Regions from separate parts of the Homo sapiens genome. Here regions 1, 3, 4 and 5 are each linked to region 2. The links are chromatin loops, found by intact Hi-C in ENCODE. Cell type or tissue: endothelial cell of umbilical vein. All regions are shown on one strand. Region 1 has its middle 33 kb from the start of DNASE2B. Region 2 holds the start of PRKACB (protein kinase cAMP-activated catalytic subunit beta). Region 3 has its middle 11 kb from the start of DNASE2B. Region 4 overlaps LINC01461 (long intergenic non-protein coding RNA 1461). Region 5 holds the start of SAMD13 (sterile alpha motif domain containing 13).

The links. Hi-C counts contacts between places; a loop is a spot of excess contacts. Peaks named below come from ENCODE experiments on the same cell type or tissue, not always from the same donor. Only the 100,000 strongest peaks of a DNase experiment are listed, where the experiment ranks them.
Region 1: a loop joins it to region 2, with 10 times the contacts of the local background. A loop is called at or near these places in 6 of 110 quality-filtered maps.
Region 3: it touches region 2 in a loop (8-fold over the local background); 8 of 110 quality-filtered maps call a loop at or near these places.
Region 4: a loop joins it to region 2, with 11 times the contacts of the local background. A loop is called at or near these places in 30 of 110 quality-filtered maps.
Region 5: it touches region 2 in a loop (8-fold over the local background); 25 of 110 quality-filtered maps call a loop at or near these places.

The regions. Positions count from the first base shown.
Region 1 is chr1:84,363,391-84,368,390 of GRCh38, forward strand. It overlaps the pseudogene UOX. Among named protein-coding and RNA genes, the nearest start is that of DNASE2B, 33 kb to the right of the region's middle. RefSeq lists an enhancer at 1,769-2,968. In endothelial cell of umbilical vein, no CTCF peak of the experiment used is centred here; a DNase peak (open chromatin) is centred at 2,401; H3K27ac peaks cover 2,745 bases.
Region 2 is chr1:84,142,134-84,147,133 of GRCh38, forward strand. It overlaps PRKACB (protein kinase cAMP-activated catalytic subunit beta), which reads left to right and starts at 2,138. Exons shown (of 10, transcript NM_182948.4): 1 at 2,138-2,415. The coding sequence starts at 2,229. RefSeq lists a silencer at 2,157-2,206. In endothelial cell of umbilical vein, no CTCF peak of the experiment used is centred here; DNase peaks (open chromatin) are centred at 2,228, 3,198 and 4,468; H3K4me3 peaks cover 2,486 bases; H3K27ac peaks cover 3,775 bases.
Region 3 is chr1:84,384,964-84,389,963 of GRCh38, forward strand. No RefSeq gene overlaps it. Among named protein-coding and RNA genes, the nearest start is that of DNASE2B, 11 kb to the right of the region's middle. RefSeq lists an enhancer at 4,227-4,406. In endothelial cell of umbilical vein, no CTCF peak of the experiment used is centred here; no DNase peak of the experiment used is centred here.
Region 4 is chr1:84,601,799-84,606,798 of GRCh38, forward strand. All of the region lies in intron 2 of LINC01461 (long intergenic non-protein coding RNA 1461), which reads right to left. Among named protein-coding and RNA genes, the nearest start is that of LINC01461, 17 kb to the right of the region's middle. In endothelial cell of umbilical vein, a CTCF peak has its summit at 2,982 (motif pointing left); DNase peaks (open chromatin) are centred at 1,583, 2,463 and 2,893; H3K4me3 peaks cover 779 bases; H3K27ac peaks cover 2,485 bases.
Region 5 is chr1:84,299,790-84,304,789 of GRCh38, forward strand. SAMD13 (sterile alpha motif domain containing 13) reads left to right here and starts at 1,919. Exons shown (of 4, transcript NM_001134663.2): 1 at 1,919-2,012; 2 at 3,414-3,498. The coding sequence starts at 3,446. In endothelial cell of umbilical vein, no CTCF peak of the experiment used is centred here; DNase peaks (open chromatin) are centred at 102, 1,842 and 3,022; H3K4me3 peaks cover 1,389 bases; H3K27ac peaks cover 4,094 bases.

The DNA of each region.
Region 1 (5,000 bases), 220 kb after region 2:
TCACAATTCTAAGAAGGAAACATCCTTCACAAAACAGGAACTTTGTCCTTGAAAATTTCACATACTACAGGCTTTCCTGCCACATACCTGGGATATAACATCCAATAGCTCATTTGCAATCTATTGCAGTAAATGTGCTAAGAGCTAAGGAGAAGCAAAATGCACATATGTATAAATGGGCCACAATTTCTAAGGATTCTGCTCTAACATGGGTTTCTTCTCTGAAGCAAATACAGTGTTTCTAAAACTTACAAGAATAAGAGAACATCAAGTAAGAAAGGCCTAATTAAGTCGGGGTTTTTGTTTTGTTTTGTCTTGTTTTGTTTTTGAAAAGTCATGTTAGACTCTTTCCTCTTGGAACAGAATTGACAAATTAGCACAGGAATAAAATGTACCAGTCATTTGACCATGTAAGTTACATAATGTAGAAGCACATTTTGTGACGTGAGTATTCAATGTAGCACAACACTTTCCTCATCAAATTATTTCATTGTTCTTATCCCACGTTATTTTCCAAGCAGGCGCTTGCTTGTGAATGGCCTCCAACATCTTGTAGGGTTTGCTGCTCTGAACACCTCCCATCTCTTGCCTGACCCGGAGGCCAATGACAGCTTTTCTATGTGGGCCTAATAACAAACGAAAAGAAGACAGGACATTTATTACATTCAACACACACGTATATTGAAATTTCTGTGTCAGGCCAAATACTACCATAGCACTTTACAAGCATTAACCCATTTAATCCTCAAAAGACCTATAAGGTAGGTTCTCTTTTCACCTCCATTTTACAGATGAAGAAACTTGTCTTATATTTACTGAGAGGTGGAGCCAGGATTTAAATGAGTGTGCAATTAACCACTATACCATGCAACCTTAAGTAGCAGTATCATAAAGGTGAATGAAGCCGTATTAACAAATAATACTAAGGGCTCATATGAAAGCAATTCTTAAAAATGGAGATTTGATTTTATTTTTTAAATGAAGATTTTTTAAAATGGAAAAGGTTACCCAGAATGTTAACGTGGACAAGTTTTCATCATGGGTTTCTAAAGCTGTAATTTGTGAAGCTTTATTACATGTATACAATGGTAGTGTTAGTCAATTGATATAATCAGCCCTCAAATCTGTAAACATCTTTAAATCATCAACTATATTTGTTTCTCTGGCTATAAAAGGAATAATTGTTCATATTTGGAAGATTCAGAAAAGTACATGGTGAAAAATGAAAATCACTCATAATCTCATCATCCAGAAATTGTCATTGCTGATATTTTCACATCTATACTCTCTAGTCTTCTTTCTAAATGTACATCCACCCATCTGTATATTGGCTTAACATTTATTAAATGTGACGTTTTGTGCACATAAGGGATGCATTATTCAAAGAAAATTTCTACTCTTTTTCAGTACCCTCATATGTACTAAATATTCTCTAAGGATTGAAAAAGTTTAAAATCAAACATTAAGATCACAGAAGTACTATCAGAGTGGAAATAAATAATCAATGATACATATGCTAGAGCATTCTTAAAATCAAATATTCAGTCAAATGAAGTAACAATGGTGATATTTTTCAATATAATTTTATTTCATTTTCTGCATTACTTAGAAGCATCAGTAGGATGAAAACAATATTTGTTTCTTAAACCTGTGCACAAATTAATTGATGTGACACACTCATTAATTCATGATTATTTTCTTAATGAATTGATTCTAAAGCTTCTCCAAGATAGGAAGGCATAAGATAACCAAAAAGAAATATTGATTTATAACTGTTCTAATACTGCTCAGCATTTTTAAAGTAAATTATAGCCATAAAGCCTGTTATAATTACTAATAAGGTAATCCACAGAATGCCTTGCTGAGCTAGGTGTAGAAGAAATAAACTGTTTCATATTGGAGGAAAGTGAACACTATAAATCAATATACTAGTGTGAAATTTTGCATGGCTACATGCTATCATCTCCAGCATCACAAATGACTTAAGGAATTCCTCAGCTGAGAGTGGACTCCTATTGGTGGCCACAATGTCACAGTCTTGAAGACAACTTCCTCTTGACTGTACCAGTAATTTTTCCATATGGATTGTCTAATGGCAGCAAGACCTGTAGAAAAACCACATGGTAATTTAAAGGACATTAAAATAGCCCTCTCCTCCTTTCTATGACTCAATATTAAAAACAAAAACAACAACTTACTAAACAGGAAAATGTGTATGTCCTCCACTAAAGTTACTTCAAGCATGGTAATGCCTTATTATTCTGGCAATAGTTGAGAGATGAGTCAATTTCCTAGAAAATTTAAAAGCTTTTGAAAAATGTTAATCATTGAGATATAAATGTTTCTAAGATGCATTCCATATCCCTGCTTTGTAAATGCAGTGTATTGAACACAATTGACCTTTCCTTGGTGACTCACCTCATCCATGAGTCATTGTCCAATGCTGTAAGATCACCATGGCCTCAGAAGTGTCTGAGGTCTGCAGGGCTGTTCACTCAATTCTAAATGGCTCCAGATAGCGGTGCTTTTAGAGTTCTTCCACCCTCCCACCCTGTCATTTGTCACTTCTCTGCTAGTGTTAATGTGTCCAACTTCCTGTTTCTCATGTGTTATGTTCACTTTGTACACATCTGCTGGGTGAGAGTCCAAGAGTGGCTCCAGACATCCTCAAAGTACAGACGCAAGGACAGCTTGTTCAGCCACTCAGGTGCCTTTATGTAGAGCCCTGACCCAAAGGAACTTAGGCCTTCCTGACTCCAAGTCCCCAGCTGGGCTCCATGAGGGAGCTGCAAGTCTGACTTCCTAGAGGGAAGAACCCTGTGGGCGCAGCCCCCCAGCATGCTGGGATTAGTGCAGACCTGAGGTGTCGGGGGCCCTCAGGAGCCCTCCTCTCTCTGCCTGGGGTCCTGAGCTAAGCACTGCTTGAGCCATGACACCTGATCCTTTTTTCTATGTAGGGTCCATTTGTTTTGCCTCTGGTGGACTTGGCCAGGATTACTTTCAGGTCGCTCTCCTGCCCGTTAGAAGGCTTTAAAAAGGCTTCAGATTCTAATTAATGGCATTCTGGTAGCCATGTCCTTTCCTTCCTCTAAAGTAAATACTGCTGCCTCTCCTTGTGGCTGGATGTACAGCATGTGGGACCAAGGTAAGGGCAGCTCTGCTTCCCAGAGAACTGGAACTGAATCCCTGGAGGTTTTCAGAATCTAGATCACCTTTGCCAGGCACCTAAGCATGACCTTTGTTTCCAGATGCGACTCCCGAGCCTCCACCTGCAGCTGATGGTGGTCAAAGCCTGCTAGAGGCCACTCACATTACTTGCAAAACAGAAAGGAGGTACCTGGCCCGAAGGATTGTGAGGCTTCTGGGCCATCAGGTGCAGAATGTGGGACCTTTAACCCCTTCATTATCCCTTATCCGCCAAAGGATATGAGTCTATGGGAGCAGAGCCATGCTAATAGATGGCTCCTTCCCTATCTTACTCCCCAACACATACTAAAAGAAGTTACTCGAAACAATGTTTTCTAGTTAATAGGAATGTGTGGGGAGCTGGAGCAAATTGAGAAATCTTATTTTGAATGTGGTCCAAGAGGGAAGAATGGTTCTGATCTCCCAAGAACTGACCACACCAACCCACCAGTCAGTACTTCAGGCTGTCTAGTCAGACACACTGAGTGGTTTAACATTCTGCCATGGCTTAAAAAAAAAAAACAAAAAAACAAAAAAACAGGAGAAGTGTTTCTCCAAGACAAAGGGTTGTTTTCAAAAAATTAATTTCCACATCTTACCTCTGTAATTGCAATTAGAAACATAAATACTCTTCCATGTTTTCCTGTGTGTATTTTATGCCACTGAATTGACTAGTTAATCAAAAGGTAGGAATGATGGAAGAAAGTGAAAATAGAATCTTTTTTTCTCCTCATTGCCTCATGATGGAAGAATAATGAAGCTGTGTCCTTGCATGGCACTTTCAGAGAAGCAGATCTCAAAGCTGTTTCCTTGGGCACACTCTGTTCCTTCTCTGTCTTTCTCTCTTGGACTTCCAACCTTCTATAATCACTCATCCACTTCGAAGGCACTCCAACCTCAGGCATTGAAAGGCCCAGAATTGAAGAGGGCTGTAATCACTGGCAACTATAAATATTCCCCAAAGCAACAGTTGCTTAAGAGTTTTATTCAGTGACATTATCATCCCAGGCTCATAAAGGGGCAAAAGGGGGTGGGACAGAGATGTGCTTTAAATATATTTAAAGTTCTCTTACCTCTTACCTCTTCCTTGTTGATCAGACCCATTTTGGACATGTCTATGTTGAAGTAGTGAATGTTTGGCAGGCTGATTTCCATATCTTCTATCTGGAAACCACAGTGGTATGCATCACATTAGGAGCTGCGAGCCTCCATCTCCGTCACTCCAGCTACCCTCACCTCCCCTAACCTCGCACCCATTACTCAGGTTCTCTCTCTGACTTGGAGACACCCTCTGATGTTCCTCCACTGCCCGACACTGTTCTCTCCTGCTAGTTCTGTGATTAGATGGTGGGTCTGCTCTTCTCCCCTCAGTGTACAAAATCTGTTTCTCTGAAAAGAAAGGGCTCCTCGGGTCAGAAACCTGGGAGACCTCTTCAACATCCAACTGGCCTCCAGGTACTGGTCAGTCAACCTTCTAAATTCCTCCTCATTCCACTCCTTCCTTTCCAGGCCTGTATCTAACATTTATAGGCCCTGCAGTAAGAGTATAATTGGAGACCCACATACCAAAGGTATAAAAACTTTAAAGTTCTATTAATCAAGCCAAAATTTTTTTAAGTGAAATATGTTCTACTCTTCTAACTTGACAAATATACCCTTCATAACAACCTGGAAGGCCAAGCATTAATTTAAAATTCTCTAACTGTGATTGCAATTAGAAACATAAATACTCTTTCATGTTTTCCTGTGTGTATTTTATGCCACTGAATTGACTAGTTAATCAAAAGGTAGGAATGATGGAAGAAAGTGAAAAT
Region 2 (5,000 bases):
CTTTTAACATGTTTATTGAGTATGTAATACATGCATTTCATTTATGAATTCAAGTAACTCACAATTTAGGGTCATATAAATTCATAAACAGTACCTTTTAACATAATATTATGAGGTCAGTGAAAACAAAGCAGCAAAGTTTGTTTTCCTAGGAAGTATGTGGCAGACTTCACTGAAGAGGTGACATTTGAACTAAGCCTTGAAGATGATTAGAATTTCCTTCAGTAGAGCAAATCAAGGGAATTCAGTAATTTTATCCACTTCTTCCCTTACAGAATCAGTCCATGCTCTGTAGATATTTGTTGAAGACTACAGACATTTAATAAGTGTCTGTTTTGTGTAAGGCACTACCAGATGTTAAGAAACAAATTATTGTTATGCACACATAATATTTATACATAAAGCTACAAATTTAAGAATTTTGTCATATAGATGCTGTTGCATATTTGTTTAGATTGATAAAAATTTTATTACACAAAACAAAGTATACAGAAATGAGCTGTTACATGGCAAAATTCATTGGTCAGTGTTTTGTTAACTGTTATTCACACATAATATTTATACATAAAGCTATAAATTTAAGTTTATCTTATAGATACTGTTACATACTTGTTTAGATTGATATGAATTCCATTACACAAAGTATACACAAATGAACTGTTAAATGGCAAAATTCACTAATCAGTGTTTTCTTATTGGCCTTTTATGTAGTCCTAATTTGATTACATTATTGTTCCTATTTATTTTACTTATCAGTATTGTTTCTATTTTTTATGTTTGTCAAACAGTTGGCAGTAAATCTGAAGTAAGATTTTTTTAGATAGATTGTTTTAGATAGACCTTTTTCTTTCTTTCCTTTCCTTCCCTTCCCTCCCCTCCCCTCTGCTTCCAAAGAGAACCACGGAAATTTCTTATCCTTTAGTGTCAAAAAAACAAGTACTCAAAATTTTTGTTAAATGCCACAGGTTACTTTCTTTCCTGAAAATTGACAAGGCAAGTTTTACTTACTTTTAATCAAAAGAGATGTTTTGGCCAGGCGCGGTGGCTCACACTTGTAATCCCAGCACTTTGGGAGGCCAAGGCGGGCGTATCGCTTGAGGCCAGGAGTTTGAGACAACTCCTGACCTGGCCAACATGGAGAAACCCCATCTCTACTGAAAATACAAAAATTAGCCGGGCATGGTGGTGCGCGCCTATAATCCCAGCTACTCGGATGTCTGAGGGGCGAGAATCGCTTGAACCTAGGAGCGGAGGTCGCAGTGAGCAGAGGTCGCACCACTGCACTCCAATCTGGGAGACAGAGTGAAACAACGTTTAAAAAAAAATAGAGAGGTGTTTCTAAGTGAGATCACTAAATCAGGGGTTTAGGTAAGTAGTAGTCTTCAGTGGTAAGGTTTTAAAATTAACATGTCTCAGCCAACTAGAAGGAACTTTTTTCTCTCAATTGAAATTTCTTGCTATGGTGGATTTTATATAATTTAAATCTTGTATTTTGTTCTTTTCAAATTTTAGAATGTTTTAAAATGTACCCCTGGTAATAGACATATGTCAGCAGATTATAAGTTTGATAAGCAATACTGACATACTAAGTGTATGTAGTTCCTGTATGTATTAGGCCTAAATCAATGAATTAGAAACATTCAATTTTTTAAAGTGCTATTTCACATTGTTTTATTTATACGTGTTATAAATTTGTTTTGCAAGAGTTTTTTCATACCCATTTCATACTAGTTTTTTTTTATGAAAAGTTAGCTGCTTATAAGGATTCATAAAATCTGTATATTAGTTGATTTCCTAGAAAAAATACAACCTGTCTTTAGCATGTTGTGTTTGGAGGACAGCTTGGCCTTCAGTTGTTTGCATAGACTTGTCATACATGTTTAACTAGTTTTCTTTTTAAAGAATGTTTAGCCTACTATATATATAAAGCTTTATATTTAATGCTCTCATTAGCCTATATATTAATATTAAAACACCCAAACATAAAGCCTTTTAGGCAGATATTGCAAGTTTTTAAAATCCTCAACTCTAGCTGAAAAGTGTTTTGCTAAGAAAAGCTCAGTAATGTGCTGTTTTATATTAACAGGAAACAGAACAGCAGTAGTGGTTTGAATACCCTGCAAACAGGAAGTTTGACACATGCATAGCTCTTAGCTTCTGTGTAAGAAGTTGTGAGCTCCTTCTGGAAACATTTGCAGTTACATTAAGTAAAGTGTAAATGCACATGAATGGCAGCTTATAGAGAACCACCTTGTAACCAGTATACAGGTACAACTACAGCTCTTCAGAAATTGGAAGGTTTTGCTAGCCGGTTATTTCATAGACACTCTAAAGGTACTGCACATGATCAGAAAACAGCTCTGGAAAATGACAGCCTTCATTTCTCTGAACATACTGCCTTATGGGACAGATCAAGTAAGTTTTGTTTTTTAAATGATACATTATAACTAGCAACTAAAATGGTAATTGGAGTTTTACAATCAAACATAAAGAACCCTCTTTTGTTTGTTGTTTTCTGATTTTCACAAGGACATTTTGCAAGATGAAGTTGAAAGAATTCCATAAAAACTTGATTATAAGTTGAGCTGAATCATTCAGCTTTCATCATTGTATGGTTTTATTTTTGACTAAGTTCAATATCAGTGACAAGATTTTCTATAAAATTCTTACATCATTTCTAATGTACTTTTTTTTGTTGTTCTTACATAAAAATGAAATACTTAAGTTTCAGAAACAACCATCTGTTTACTTCTTAAAATGTCTTGTATTTATAAGCTTTAAACTTTGAAAGGGGCAACAAGACTCTTGAATTTATAATTACATTTCTATTGTGTTTGCCATGGTTTTATTTTTAAATGCATGTGAGAAAGTTATTTCAGTTTTACAAACAGGAATTTCTAAAATAAAACATAATTATTCTATCTAAATTCTTACACTTATAACATTATGGATATCAAAAACTTTATAATTATATTTTATGTTATTTATACATATGACTCAAATGCAGGAAAAGTTGGTTATGCATGAATCACATTCTTTCAGGCATGTTAAAATGTTTGAACTTGCAGCTTTGCTAAAATGGTGCTGGGGAACCATTTTTGGTGCCATACACTCTAAAAGATAAATTGCACATATAAACAATACTAGTGCCGCCATTCTACATCTCACCTTGGACCCTCCTCAAGGTATTTCTGTGACTCCAATTAGAGGAACAATAGAATTACCCTTGAAACTTTTGCCCTCTTTGGTGTGTTTGTTTGATCATCAAATAGCACTAGCGTTTGACTCTTTCTGTTTATGTATTTGGTAGCAGTTAAGGAAGAAAACTCAGCTTAACAACCACAACAGCAAAATCAAGAATGGCTTACAAAATTTACTCCTAGGTTTATACAGCACCTTGACAGTGTTATAGAAGCTTATTTGAATTAATTTTTTACTAAATCAGAAATTTTTTTACATTCTTCAAACTATTTTTGGGAGATTGAGGAAGAACATGTATTTGTGCATTTTTTCCACTTAAAAGGTTTTGGGTTATTTATAGTCTTTACTGTATAGCAAGTTGATGGATGAGGAATATGAATATATATCTTCAAGTTAATGAACTGTTGAATATTAAAATAGTGGTATAATATTAAACTTTACCATGTAACAAAAGCTTGTTAATTATTGTCCTTGCCCTATTCTTTTAAATTGCAGTCTTTTAAATCCTTTTGGAAATTATTTTTATGCATTTCAAGTATGTTTTAATTTAAAGTTAAATGAGGAATTAAGACAGAATTGAATTAATTTCTGTTTCATTAATACCTGCTCTTCATATAGTGGGTGTTTAGTAAAAGTGTCTCAAATAAATGAATGTTAGGGGTTTTTAATAATTAAAAGTTATGTTTGAACTAGACTTTCACCACTTTTTAAATGTATGGGATCTGTGATGCTTTCTAAAACATATTTTAAAATCTAGTAATGGAAAATAGTATCATGAGCCATGATTTCTATTGGATAAAATGCTGTTTTGTTTTTTTTTTATTGTGAAGTCAAAACAAATAGGATTCTTGTACACAAATAAAATTAGGAGCAAACCATGTAGCGCTGCAAATAATATGCATGATGTAAGAAATACTTAAAGAGTAACTGAATGTTCATTAATTAAGCATTCCTCTACTTGACTCTCCTTTTTATATCCCTGAATACCATAATAGAGATAATAATTTTATGTCTAAGGATGAGTATGGTAGCATGAAGCTATAATTTCCTATTATGAAATGTATTATTGTAGAGGAGAAAACACTGATAGAGCTGAAATAGAGGAATCCGATCATTTCAAAATTCCAAGGTTTATTTTTGTGGTGAAAACACAATTTTTATTTATTTGGCGAATGAGTTATAGAAGGAGTTCTGACTGTACAAAGTTTCATATGAACCACATTCTTCAAAGCTACTTAAAGCAGTTTACTTGCATGACTCATTTGACAAGGGAATGTAATGTCTCCTGATGATAAACACTGAATATGTTTGTTCCTAAAGTGTTTTTATAATGAAATAAACTAAGCATAGAAACTACATCAATTTACAAAAAAAATTCATAAACCTTTGTATAAAGATCAGTTACCAATTTAGGAGACATGAAATGCAGCATGCTTCAATCCAAGTTTCTTTCGTGTCCAGTGACATTATGTATAGGAAGAAACACAGAACAAAGGCCACATAGTGGTCTCAGGTGTTTCATCTTTTACTATTAAACTAAGTAACAGAAATTCCTGTTTGATTAAATAAATATGTAACAGCTAATTGCATGCACATATAAATACATGAAGTTCAAAGAAAAGCATGGAGGAATTCTGCTTTTTGTTCCAACTCAGAATGAATGAGAGCATTGACATGCGTTAAGTTCTCTTTCTAGCAAATTTATTATAGTTAGCTTTTTAATCTTCCTTTGATCATAAATGTGTAGAGTTATACAATGCTGACTTAATGAAGGTCTAACTACAGTATTTTAAGAAGCA
Region 3 (5,000 bases), 240 kb after region 2:
GAATGAGAACTTGTATAGGAAAAAGAGAATCCCATGCAGCAAATGAAAATATATCAGATTGTTCTGAAGACTGACAGGTACAGGGCTTTTTTGATAATAATAATAAATACATTAATAGGACCTCCTGGGTCAAAACTGTACTGTTTTATTTAATCCCCACTAACCTAATCCTTGTAATAGCACTGTAAAATCTTTATAATCCCAGTGTAAAATGGGAATTAATATTCCCATTTATGGAGGGAGGAGGTGAGTTTCAAAGATATTAAGTGATTTGCCCTAGTTCATACGGCTAGTAAAGGACAGAGCCAGGATTTGCACTCAAGTCTATTGACTCTAAATTGTAGAATGGCCAGTAGGTGAACTGCTTTTCTTCTATAAAATATCTTCACTATGTTACCTGGAAATAATTGCATGCCCTTTTTATAGAGAGTGACATTCTGGAGAAAATGCCCTGTGATCAATAGAAACAATTTGAAAATTGCCTTTTCTACTTGCTGCCGGGAAGAACAGTAATTAGTGACAGGGTCCAGATTACCTTCAGGAGTGCAGAGCCAAGGCTGTCTGGCTGCAGGAAGAGCTATGCTTTTAGTGAAGAGACACTTAATAAAAGCCTAGTGATTGATTCATTACTACCCTTGTCTGAAGCTGGAGCCTTGGCTAGTGAACACATTCATCTCCACTGGTAGAATCCATAAGATTTGTCCCTGGGCTTTACTGGTGTTTGAGGAAAGAGGCAGGAGGGAGCAGAAGAACAGAAAAACCTTATTTTATTTAGCACAGAAATTGAACATTAAAATGATAATGAAAGAAGGTGACAAAAATAAAAGTAAATGAAAAACAGCATGCAGTGAGAGTCTGGGTAGGAGACAAAGAAGGAACCTCATCTGCAAATCACACTTAGGATGTTCAGGTGTACTAAGGGCTGCCTAAATATCTATTTGAATAAAAAATCACCAGACCCTCTGAGGGGAATTTAAGAATACTAGCCAAAGTCAGAAAGTACTGCTGTTCTTAAAGTAGGGGGTGGGAGGCTGCCTCCAATCTTGGAGATAGAGCTGGGCAGGGCAGGCTATTGTTGGTCATTGAACATGCCCTCGGGGGTTGAGATATCTGAATTCAGTTCTTTCTTGTGAGAGGTTAAGGAAAACTCTTGGAGAGGCCTCTGAAAAGCCTCTGGCCCAACATTTGGGGACTCATGCTGAAGAAAAGGGTCAATAAGAAAACCAAAGGAGCAGACTCAAGGGATCTCAGTAAGAACTACAAGACTGTCGGGGAAAGAGAAACTGTTGTGTGGTAGTGGCTTTGGGATTAAACGAAGTTCAAATTCAACCCTGCCACTTAAAGCTTTGTGGCTTGCAACAAGTAATTTAATGTTTCTGAGCCTCAGTTTCCCCATTTGTGCAAATGGAAAGAAGCACCTCTACCTTGTAGGGCTGCTGGTGAATGTCAAAGGCCTGGCTTAGTTCCCAGCAGCTAGTGGTACACTGAGGTTAATCCCAGCAATAGAGGCCAGGCCTGGCTGTGGAAGCAGCAGCAGCAGAGGTAGCAGAGGGGACTGTGATTAAGGGCGCCAGTTTTCAGAGTGAACAGCACTGGGAGCAGTAACAGGTGGAAGACTCTGGTGTATATTGAGCCACAAGGGACTCTACCTGAAGGAGGAAGGCATTTGGCTGGGTTGGGGCCCTTGAGTGGTATGGGCTGGAGTCTGGAATGAAAGGTCTCTGAGATCATCCATCATCCCCAACATGTACCAGGACTCGACAAATGTTACTCCTTAGCTTCATCCCTGCCCCTATATATTCAAGAAACAGTAGTTTAGCCTATGAAGACAAGTGGTACCTACATGGTACATAGAAAGATTAAATGATAGCCACCCTTCTTATCCCCATTCCTGTTCAGCTCACCAGCATAATATCTGGCCACACGTCATTGCAAACTCTGCTTTAGCTATGCTGATCTAATCACGGCTGCCCAGGTGTTACATGCTTTTTCTGTGTGTTGGCCTTTGGATTTGCTATTCCGTCTTTCTTGAACACTTTCTCCTCCTTACTACCCAACTACCAACCTCTTTGCCTGCCTAGCTTCTTCTAGATACCCTTCAGGTCTCAGATGCCACTTCTCCCAGGGTCCACCCCAGCCCTTCAAGTCTGGAATAGCTGCCCCTTTTAGGTGCTCTCAAAATATTTGTTATTGCCTTATCAGAATATTTATCAAATTGTATTGCACCTGCCTCTTTATGTGTCTGATTCATTCAAAAACAGTAAACTATGAAAGCAGGAACAAGTTTGATCTTGGTCACCATGGCAACCTCAGCACTCAGCACAATGCCTGGAACATAAGTAGGTGCTTAATAAATGTGTCATGAATGAATGGATGGTGCCACCACCACCTCCACTGCTTGTGTGATGACACAGCATAGTTAATGAAAACACACAAAGGATTTCAATACAGGAAGAGCCACTTCAGCTCAGACCCCAATTAGGAAGTCCTTTTCCGGGGAAAGTGGGGCAAGGAATTTATGCCCAATGATCACCACAGCCTGGAGATCACAGGCACAGCTGACCAAAGAACAAAAAGCCGAGGAAGGGCAGAATTGAGTATAGAGTCGGTAAGGCAGCACAAAGTGTTCATATGGCTAATAAGACAGCCTTCCAGTGCAGCACAGCCATCCCAGACTGGAGATCATGCAAGACATGTGCGGGACAGGTCGGCGCTCCTTTGCAGGACCCTGACTGGACTAAGCAGAGTTGGCCCTTGAGCAAAGTTTGAGTAATCAAGTTTACTGGCAATGAGTCTGTATGAAGGGAACCAATCATCTGATCCTGGAGCAGGTGGAACAAGCCTGGCATGGGACACCCAAAAGCATCCCTGCACCCAAAGAGCAGATAATGGCCTGGACCATAACCGAGGCTGTTCTCCCCCAGTTCTCTAATCAGATAAATCAGAAGTAGGTGTCAGAGCCCCATTGTGTAGAATGTAGGGAATGGTGCAGAGATCTCATACGGTAAAATACAAAGGGTGCTCTCTTCTGGAGAGTGGGCAGGTGGCTGAAAGGACAGGCTTTGGGCTCTGCAGTCAGGCAGCCCAGGCGGAATCCTTGTTCTGCCACATATTAGCTCTGAACAGAGGCAAATTTCTCCATCTATAAAATGGGAATAATAGTAGTGTCCATCTCTGAGGATTGATGTGAGGATGAGAAAAAATATAAAGAACTTAGAAAAGTGTTTTACCAATAATCAGCACTCGATTAATCAGCACTTATTAGCCATAATTATCATTGATAAATAATAATCACTCGTCAAATTTTGCATTAAAGGATAAAGTTACTGACAGAGATAAATACCTAGAATGCACACCAATCGAGAGCTGGAGTGGTCAAATCAAAGGGCTGCTGCTATGATAAGGCCTACTTCTGCCTGCCTACCCTCAGGTACATTGGCCTTCTTTAAATGTTCATGATTACTGACACTCACCCCTTTGGTTGTCCTTCCTCAGGCTTGTATGGTTTGAGAAGTTATAAAAGTGAATCGATTTCTTAGAATAATACTCTGGAAAAAATATTAGCAGGAATAATTTCATTCTTTCTCTTTGTTTCTTTGTTGTTTCTTTCCCTTTCTTTCTTTCTTTTTTCTTTTCTTTCTTTCTTTCTTTCTTTTTTTTCAGGGTCTTGCTCTGTCACCCAAGCCAGAGTGCAGTAGCATAATCACAGCTCACTGCAGCCTCAACCTCCAGGACTTGAGTGATCCTCTCACATCAGCCTCCCAAGAAGCTGGAACTACAGGTGTACACCACCGTATCTGGCTAACTTTTGTAGTTTTTTTTTAGAGATGGGATTTCACTATGTTGCTTAGGCTGGTCTCAAACTCCTGGGCTCAAGCGATCCTCCCACCTTGGCCTCCCAAAGTGCTGGAATTATAGGCGTGAGCCACCATGCCCAGCCAGGAATAAATCTTTACCTGGCTCTACATAAGAAAAATCCCCTTTCTACACATGTCTTAAAATGTAAAGGGATTACTTGTCTGCAAGTAATGTTGGGGAGAGCTCTCAGGGATTTTAAATGACTCATGTATTTTCACTTCTGCAATAAGATAGTAAGTGTTCTCTTATTTTCAGGCCATAATGAAAGTGATATAGATGTCACTACAGGTCTAGGGGTTCTTACCTTAGAGTCTTTTAGCCTCCAGAAGTCTCAGTGGATGGATTTGGGTTGGAACTGTGTACTCCATGAAGTTGTAACTAAAAGTTTATTTGTTTAGGGGAGGGGAGAGGTGAATCTTTCTGGGGAGAGCATTCGTAGAATTTCATTAGATTCCAAAAGGCCTCATGACTTATAAAAGTTTAAGAACCATTGCTCTGTGTAATTGGTGTCCAAATTGTTAGGATCACTTTGATCAAACTGACTTTGCCACGGTCTGACAACTAGCCACGAGGCGGCAGGAGGGAGAAGACTTGGTCATTTCAGTGTACAACTGCAATGGAACAGTATTGTAAAAGTGAAGGCTCTAATGTCTGATTGCCTGAGTTTAATTTCTGCCTCCACCACCTGCTAGCTGTATGGCCCTAGGCAAGTTACTTAATTTTTTTTGTTCCCTCCCCTTTGGATCTGTAAAATATGGTAATGACAGCAGCTGTTTCCCACAATTGTCATGAGGTTGAAAGTGACTTGCACATGGTGTCAGTAAATGTTAGCTCTTATTATTATCTGACCTGCCAATTTGACCAAAAAAAAAAAAAAAAAAGGATACTTCAAATCAGTTCCATCAGTAAGTGGTAGGGAGACATCCTTGTTTATCTCTTTCTTTTTTTCATTTTTAGAAACAGGATCTCACTATGTTGCCCAGGCTGGAGCATAGTGGTTATTCACAGGCGTGATCCCACTACTGATCAGTACAGGAGTTTCATCTCTTTTTGATAAAGAAGACTGAGGATCCCACACAGGTGCACACTGTTTTGTGCTATAGATGTACAACTAATAAAACAAATCCTTGTCAATACTAATT
Region 4 (5,000 bases), 460 kb after region 2:
TGCTGGGATTAGGGGTGTGAGCCACCGTGCCCAGCCCATTGTTTTTAAATTACAAAGTCTACACCGGTGAGCTAGCATGTGAAGCCCAGTTCTGTTTCTCACCATTTTCCTCTAACCAATCCTACCCACTATGCTCTGGCCTCCCAGTGGTTTCAGAGTATGGTCCCTGGACTAGCAACATGAGTATCACCTGAGAACTTGTTTAAAATGCAAAGTTTCAGGCCCTACTTTAGATTTAATGAATCAGACACTCTGGAGGAGGGATCCAGCAATCTGCTTCTTAACAAGGCTTCCAGGGCCTTCAGGTGCAGGCTCAAGTTTGAGAACCACTGGGCAGGTTCTGCTGAACTACTGGCTCTTCCCTACGCTCCACTGTATGACATCTCCATGCCTTTGCGCATGCTGTTCTCTCTGACCAAAAGTCTTTTCTCCCTTCCATTCCTGTTTTTTAAAAGTTAAATCAAGGATTATTCCCTCTATAATTCCTTTCCTGTTCAGCTCTTTCTTTCCTGATTATGGTGACTGCTACTGTCACCCTTGCATCCACGGAAACGAGTGAAAATGTCTATCATTCATAGGCCATGCTTTGTTGTCCTCATGGTTTATGTGTCTGCTTCCTCAAAAGACAGCAAGCTCCCCAAGGTAGTGACCATATTTGTCCTGGCACAGTGCTGGGGCTCAGAAAATGTTTGTTGCGTTGACATGTTACTGAAAAGCAAAGTGCAGAGAGGGGAGGGAAGAAAAGGGAAAGTGAAGAGTGTGCAAACGATCAACAACTACCACAATTAGAAAAGCTGGCACTGATTGAGTTCTATCTGTGTGATAGGTTCTGTGCTAATGCTTCGCAGGGACTGTGTCATTTAATCTTCCCAACAATTCTGTAGGTTTGATTATCCTCAATTAACAAGAGATGGAAATTAAGGCATAGAGAAGTTATAGAATGTACCCAAGTTGCCCCTTGGTGTACATAGTAGAGCCAAGATTCACACACACAGTTTTCCTCCAGGGTCTATGCTTTTTTTTGTTTTTCTGTTTTTTTGCTTTTTGAGGCAGGGTCTCACTCTGTAGCCCAGGCTAGAGTGCATTGCATGATCATGGTTCACTGCAGCCTCGACCTCCTGAGCTCAAGTAATCCTCTTGTCTCAGTTTCCCAAGCAGGTAGGACCACAGGTGCCACCACACCTGGCTAATCTTTAAATTATTTGCAGAGAAGGGGTCTCACTTTGCTGCCCAGGCTGATCTCAAACTCCTGGCCTCAAGTGATCCTCCTGCCTCTGTCTCCCAAAGTGGTGGTGTTATATGAGATAGAAAGAAATTATTTAGGTAGACAGTTAGGGTAAAGTGAGTCCCAGCAGAAGACTTTCCTTCTAACAAAAAGTAGCTCAGAAATAGCTCCCTTTCTAACCTCATGCAGTTCAAAGAAATCACTTCTAACAAAGAACAGCCCGAAAGATCAGGCTGTAAAAACACAGATAAACAACTCAGGCTCAGGAGATGGGGAGTCTCCTAGGTAATCACCAAACTTCACACTTATACAATGGACCCCAGTAAAAACAGTGGGCCTTAATAAGCACATTCCTTTCCTTTTAGGCACACTAAGATAGGGAAGCTAAAAGTGGACTGGGGGGAGATGCCAGCAGCTGCAGGAAGATGTCTGGGAACAGACACAGAAATTCTCCCTCCCAGATAAGCAAAACAAAGCAGCACAAAGCAGCGCAGACTAAGAGTCTGTCTACATGATCAAGGAGTGAGGTGAGAGCTGATAGAAAACTCTACTCTATGCACATAGCACACCTGGTTCCAACTAAATCTTTGGGCCTCAGTAAGATAAGACACCCCCTCCTCACTAGCCCATTTATAAAAACCCTGACATTTTTACTACAACTTGGCAACCCACTCAGGATCCCTCTCTGTGACAGAGAGCTGTTCTTTCCTTTTGCCTATTAAACTCCTGCTCCAGTCTCACTCTGTGTATGTGTGTCTGCGACTTCAATTTCCTTGGCCATGAGACCAACAACCTTGGTATTTACCCCAGACAATGAGGCTACTTCATTTGGGGGGCCCGTCCAGGATTTGAAGGTGAAATCATTGGAAGAGTGAGTAAAGGAGTGGACTCTCTACTTTCATTTCCGAGGCTTCTCGTCCCCAGTTTTTATTCTCTCAAAGAACTATAAAAAAATCGGGCATCTGTCAGCTAATTAATGAGTCACAAGGGCTAGCCGCTAATCTTAAAGACTCAGATGTGAAGCTTGCTGGGGAGGACTTAGTCAATCCTCCAGTGCCCTCAGGGTGCTGGGAACGTTGGCTCTGTCCAAACCAGTTTCCTTTCACTTTGCCATCACATGGGGCTGGAATAGGTCCTGGGGCAACTGAGGATTTCTGGCCAGGGCTACACCCTGGTGTTGTCCAAAGGCTCCTGGACTGACACCAGCCTCCGACTGCCTGACTGGGTGTCGGCCACAAGATTGCCAAGCTTTCCTATTGCAAATCTTATTTTCCTCCTTTCCTTTCCGAGGTCACCATGTCTCCCATCCCCTCTCTGTACACAATGCTGCGGGAATTTTTATAGCCCAGAGAAATAATTCAGTTAGGCAGGCTTAGCAACCACCTTGGCAACCAGAAATGCAGGTCAAGGGGATTGCTGTTTTTGTGACTTTCTACCGACAGGGGGATTTCGTGATCCAGATCTGAAAGACTATTTAACTCCTAATGATAGCACTTCCTGGGGTTGGGTAGAAGGTTATCTCCCCACCAATGAACATCCCTCTCTCCACCTAGGCTGTTTCTTTTCCCATGTGAAGAACCAGCACTACCCAGCCGGACTGCATAGTCCCTCTATGAGGCGAATTAACTTTCTCCTGCTAGGAGGCATGCTGTAGGAATGGCCTGCCACATGTCAGACTTCCCTCTCTGTCCATACGGAGGCCAAGTTACTGCCTGGTATTTCAAAGCTTGCAGCGTCACCTAGTGGAATAGGAATCCTTTCCATCGGCAACCTCGTCTGCCCTTTGCCAAAAGCCTCTAGCTTTCCACTTTTTCTCCCTTTTACATCCCTCTAAAAGAGATCAAACCTTATGTACCTCTGAGAGTGGGAGAACTCTGCTTTCAGCAGTGAGGAAAAAAATGTCCTCCAAAACCAAATTTTTGTCTCAATACTCTCTCCATTAGCAGAAAGGCTGCCATTTGACCCTTACATTCTCTTGAGACACCTATTCTGCTTGCAACTAGTATTTCGTCTAAATAGAAAGGGGATTTTATGTTTGGAAGTTAACTGGAACCACCATCTAAACATAAATTCTCTAGTCTGGTCCATAATAGCAGAGTATAAAGCTCAGCCCAGTACACTCCCTCCATTAAGGGGCCTTGCTTAAATGCAACTGTTACATAATCTCTCCTGATACCCATTCATCAAGGAGTCACACAGATCACACAAGTCTGAGAGGTCAAAGGGCAATTATCAGGCAAAGGACTAAGGTCACATGGGTAAGCGTGACTATCCCCATTACTTAGCTCCTCTGGGACCATGGTTTGAAGGTCACACCTGCAACCATGGGGAGGCACACACTGTGCTGGGACCCAGGGACCAAGGAGAGAGAACAGTCAGGGGGACACTCCCACTGTCATCCCCTCCACCCTGGGTCACACCAAAAAGAACAAGGAGACTGAGGGATGCCTCTCCTCTTGTCTCTTTTCCAGGATGGGTAGCAAGTCATTTTGGCTTGCACTCTGCTGGAGTACATTTTGAACTCCTTTGACACCCAAACTCTGAAGAAAAAGTGGCTCATTTTCTGTTGCACAAGGGTGTGGCCTTCTTACCCTCTCAGGAATGAACAGACCTGGCCAGCTAAAGGGAACCTTAACTTTAATCTTATCCAGCAATTAGATCTCTTCTGTAGATGGAAGAGCAAATGGTCCAAGGTTCTCTATGTGCAGGCTTCCTTTGCCCTGCGAGACAACCCAGACCTTTGCAAGCATTGCAAAACCAACTCAGCCCTCTTAGCAATCATATCAGACAGGTCTGTGGAGAGTAGTTCCCCTAAGTCAGAAGAGCAAGTTTTGGAGGAACCATTAGAGGCAGCTTCTAAGTGCCCCAGTCCTTCCAGTCCCCTTTGTCCAGGGCCCCCTCCAGCTGCACCATCAGCTCCTCCAGCTCCACCATCTCCAAAGCTCCCCACTGCCCAGACTTCACTCCTACCCCTACAAGAAATGCCAGATGGAAGGGGCACCATTAAGGTACTTATTCCCTTCTCATTGCAGGACCTTAGGCAGATAAATGGGCTGATTTCTTGATAACCCTAATAGATATATAGAGGCCTTCCAAAATTTAACTTAAGTGTTTTACCTCACATGGAGGGATGTTGTGCTGTTGTTTCTCAGCCAAACCCTCACTGCAGCTGAAAAGCAGACAGCTCTGCAAGCAGCAGAAAAGTTCGGAGATGAACAACATGTTCCCTATAGTGACCAAAAAGGAAAAGGGGAGATAAGGAAGGTGAGGAAATAACAGAAAAAAACAATCTCAATAGGGAGAGAGGCTATACCTCTTGACAATCCTGACTGGAATCCCTGTGACCCCATAGATGAATGGAAAAGGAAATACTTTTTAATGTGCATATCAGAGGGCCTAAGAAGGACTAGGACCAAACCTCTTAATTACTCTAAACTGTCCTTATTGAATCAGAAACCAGATAAAAATCTCCCTACCTTTTTGGAAAGGCTGAGAGAAGCTTTAATAAAACACACCTCCCTGTCTTCCAATTCAACAAAAAACAGGTTCATCACTCAGGCAGCCCCTGATATCAAAAGGAAGTTGCTGAAACAGGCCATGTCTAAAAATCTTTCTAGTTTTTCTCACTCTCAAGTTGAAACTTTGCAGTATGTAAATGACACTCTCCTCTGTGCCCCATTCAAGGATGTCTCAGGAAGGCACTAAGACTCTTCTCAATTTCTTAGCTAAAAGGGAGTATAGGGTCTCAAAATCTAAAGCTCAGCTCTGTCAAACT
Region 5 (5,000 bases), 160 kb after region 2:
ATAAAACGGGATTAACTTCCTACAACACTTTCTGAAACTTTACTCTTGTGTAACAGGCAAACTTTTGATCACAGCAGGCCAGATGGGAGGGGATGTCCCTTTGTATATGCAGGAAGAGATGCTTGGAAAAACTTCACAGAATCCTTTCTCCTGTGGCTGTGTCTAAGGAAGAGCTGGGTGTAACTACAGTTTCTTTGCCTTTTCCCCGTCAAGAGTGGAGAGCTGAACATGCTTTTGTTCTGAGCAGCACTGTCAGGACAACCCCAGCTCCCCAAGACACAGAACTCCCAGTCCAACTCGCTTCCAATTTGGATTTACTGGGAGAATAGTTCAGGAATTTCAGATCAAGTCCAAAAGCGTTAAGGAATCTGTTAGTGAAAGAGCTCTTTATCTACATAAAAGTCCATCATTTTGAGATCAGCACTGGTGAAAGATCCACATGCCTGACCCATGCTCAAAAAATACTGCTCAAAAATATTTAATTGGTTCCTAGATTACTATTGTTTGCCTTTTCAAGGGAGCAATGGCAAATATTTGAAATCTTTCTTGGCACTGATCTTCAAGGAAGTCAAAAATTTCTAATATAATTCCTGGAATAAGTAAAGAACAAATTTTTTGACCTTGAAATTCAGGTTCCAAATTTAGATCAAAGGTAATCTCCTAATGTCCTAAAAGATTATTTTTAAAAAGGGAAGCAGGCAGCTTTTTCCTCAGATTCTACCTGAATTCTACAGGATATTACAGCAAGTGATAACTTTTTCCAGGATCTTTCTGGGGAACCTGTGTTCTGTGCCCTGTCTTGAGTGGTTTTGTTGACCATCTTGACCTAAAAGTGTCCAAATGTTGATTGATGTTTATTTCAATGAAGAGGCAACCATGTATGTTTTCTGTGTATGTGCAGAACATTAATGGGATGAGATTATTCTCCTGGAAAAGTGGTTTAAGCCAAGCAAGGGAACTGTGAGAATGACCAGGGTAACTTAAACAAAAGATCTTGCCCAGCCTCTCTGCTCCACCTCCCAGTTTTCTGATTTGGTATTTAGGATGATGGCGGGAGAGACTATGAATTTTGGGGTGGGCATAATGTCTTTCTATTCATATGTAACTAATATAGTACCGGGTACTCATAGATTGTAAGTGTTGGTTAAATTTCTTGAATTATGCTTTTTGTCCAACTGGGATAAACAGTTAAAATTAAACCTCCCAGAACTAATTGTTTTCGTTTTGTAGAATAAGGTTTTGTTTGTTTCAGTTTGAATTTTTGCTGGCTTCATTTGGCAGGATAAATGCCAAAATAAAAGAATGTGGGCGTTTTCAGGAGATCTGGTCATCTATTTTGCATCCTTTCCGAAATATGTTACTTCCTGCATAATGAAGTAAAAGGATTTGCTGCTGGGCAGTGCTTTCCTTATTCTCACAAAGAGATTACTTAAAAGCCAGCCCTGGGAACTTTGTCCATGAATCTCTATTAGGAAAAAAAGAGTAACATGGGACTGCAGCTTCCGAGTGTTCTCTGGTTATAGCCCATAAGCACTGGCTTCTCACTCTTATTTTTCCCTCTGGGGAGAAAAGGAAATAGTTTGAAACATGACATTCATGCTCAGAACAACAGCTAAGACCTATCATGCAGCAACAATGAAGGGGAGGGAGAAAATAAGAAGCTATTGAGACAGCTTGTTTTTCTTTGTACAAGACAGGTGCAGGGAGAATTCTGCAGGTTTTGGACTCCTTACTCATTTCTTGCACTAATTGTGCTGAAGGTAGTTAGCAAAAGTGAACAGGCACACTGTAGCTTTAAAAAGTCAGCCATGAACCAGAAGGCAGTTGGTGCAGCTTGTGTGTGATTCCTAACGTCATGTTGGCTGAGAGCCAGCCTGGTTTTATTTCACTGTGTCAAATTGTACCTCCTTATTGAATTCCTTTGCCAGCCTACTTTGTGAAAGAAAACATTGGGGTTTCTTTGGCTGTTCTTGATAAGCCTATAAAAAATGATATTTTTTAGTTGCTTATAGGTAGGTTTTCTTTTTACTCTTCCACAGAAAAGAAAATAATAGTAATAATAATAAGACAATGTAGTGTGGTGTTGCAGAGTATCATTGTGAGTGTTTTGTTTTGTTTTCTGAGATGCTTAGAAAATGGTGAATGTGTAACAGTTTCCAACTGAAGTGAAATCATATTCTGTTAGCATGGAGCAGCAGCACTATCTTCCTGTCTACTCTCTAACGGTGTGTGAATGTATGCTAATATCTATATATATATATTAAATGTTGGATTTCTCTATCAATGATCTAAGTGGTTTGCAGCTGGAAGTTTGTGTGTATGTGTGTGTTTCAGGAGTGAAAATTATCCCACACTTACAGTGTTATTTGTTAATCATCTACTTCTCTAACAGTGATAAAATCTTGCGAATATACTAAATGATGCACTTGCCATGTCAGAGTAATCCCTAGAGAAGGAGTGCCGAAGTATAAAGTGATTTGAGTGGAAATGTATTTAATTTATGGCTTCAGCTGAATAAGAGCAAACACGTTTCGGGACTGTTTCTTCCTTTTTTTTTTTTTTTTTTCTTAAAGCAGTTTTGTTCGTAGCTTTTTCATTTTGCTAATTGCATATTAATTGTGGAAGGCTTTTAATTTTCCACAGCCCTCATCCTACTAAACAAAAAGACAGAGTGATGGATGCTACAATATCTCCTTAAATGTTTTGATGATTTTTCATAAATCTAATGAGTTACCTACTCTTTCTTACACATACACACACACACACACACACACACACACACACACACCAGCACCACCTTTCTGTGCTAAGGGCTATCTGGCATTTTTTGTGAGCTTCCTGCTTTACCACAGCATGGCCATCTCACAGACGGGTTTTTGAGGCTTTCGTTGAGAATGTGAGGTAGGGGAATACTTGCTGACAAAAGCTTTAAGTGTCCTTCTGCATTGCAATGAAAAAATCTAGGAGCAAGGGGGAGTGGACAAAAAAAAAACCAAACACAATAAGAAAAAACAAATCAAAGCCCATAATGGGAGGGGGGCAGGAAAAGGGGGATTGTTTTTCTCTACTTTGACTCATTTATGAGTTGCAGTGTCTTAAGTGAGAGCTAGGCACCCAGAAGAAGCTGTGCCAGTTCACACAGCACTTGTTTTCAACGAGGATTCAATTTCATTTGCAAATGCTTATTGTCAAGGCAGGGAGTGCCAGTACAGATGAAAGCACCCCAATCCGTCTCCTCCAGTTCTTTAGGTTTAATCACATCTCTCCAATCGCCGAGGGAACTGGAGATTTAAACAAACATACGTGAACTGGTGTGAAGCTGTAAAAGGGACCATTATGTTTCCGATTCAGAATATATATTCTTCTCTCACTTTCTAAGAATTAAACACAAGCTTTTCTCCCTTATTGATTAGTTGCTGAAGTAAAGGAACCCTGCAGCCTTCCCATGCTATCTGTTGACATGGAAAACAAGGAAAATGGCTCTGTCGGTGTAAAAAAGTAAGTGAAGCTGGCTTCTGAGTTCTGCTTCTGCAAACAACAGAGGGACTTAGTTTCTATTTTCGTACTTCTTGCTTATCTACTACAATACACAGTTTGGGGGTCGCCTTGGTTTGTCTACACTGGCCAGCAGCCTCCCTTCTCCCCCCTACCCCAGTTACCTTTTTCTGTATTGCATTTCTAAGACAGAGATGACTCAGACATCAAAATATATATGAAAGGTTTGTGTATCAGGCTTTGGAACAAGGATGGTTGAGGATTTCAGCCCTGCATTCTGTATATTGAAACAAAAACTCCAAGCAGAGACTCTTCCATAGACAACACAGAATGGGGGCAGAAAATAGAGTTCAAATTTTTTTTTTGAAATACAATCACCTCTAACTCTGAAAACTAAGAGCTATAGTGCAGGAAGGGAAAAAGCTTCAGTAAGAATATAGTTTAACAACTCCTCCGTCCTAATTTTATGAACTGTTTAATGAATGTGAAACATTTCTGTGCATACATGGTGTTTATTTTAAAGTCTGTTCTCACATTTGAAACTTGTGTTTATATGTGTCATGTAAGAGTTATATATTTGATTATTTTAAATGGGAAAATTCAATTGCACATGTAACATAATATTTTGATATTTATGAGTATATGAAAAATGTATATTCTCACTTAGGAGTTATAGCAAAGCAATAAGTACTTTGATTACAAGGAGAAAGTGAGTTCCAAGAGGGAGTTATCTGTTTCATTTCTTTCCATATCATTTAGTTTAAAATTGCCGTCAACTTGAGCTTTGGAGGAAACTAATTAAATATAATCCATAGAAGCTGTGATATCTAAATGAGGAAACAGTGTGCTATATGTTTATGAATAGAAGGTATATTTTGCTTCACAGCAAAGTTACATTAAAACTAACTTAATAAAATCTGTTTTTTAAAGTTCTCGGGTAATTTATATATCAGTGCCATACTGCCATGCTGATTACCATCCCTAAAGTTTGGGGTAGGTAGGTGGAGGAGAAATGAAAGAAACAGATGCTGTTTTATGTGTGAGTTAGATCAGTGTTATCCAACAGTACTTTCAACAATGATGGAAATGTTCTGTATTTGTGCTGTCTAAAATGGTAGCCACTAGCCACATGTGGCTACGAAGAATATGAAATGTGACTAGTTTAAGTAAGAAACTGAACTTTTAATTTTACTTAATTGTAATTAGTTTTAAAATTAGCAGCTTTACTGAAGTATAATCCTTGCATAATAAATTGCATGTGTGTAAAGTAAGTTTTGATATTTTTATCCCCTCTTGAAACTACTGCCACAATTAAGATGACAAATATTTCCATCACTTCCAAAATTTCCTTACGACCTTTTGTAATCTCTCCCTCCTGTCCTTTTCTGCCCCCATATCCCCTGGCAACCACTGTTATGCTGTCATTATAAATTAGTTTGCTTCTTCTAGAATTTTATATAAATGAATGTGTATACATCCCCCGCCCCCACACACACACATATAGT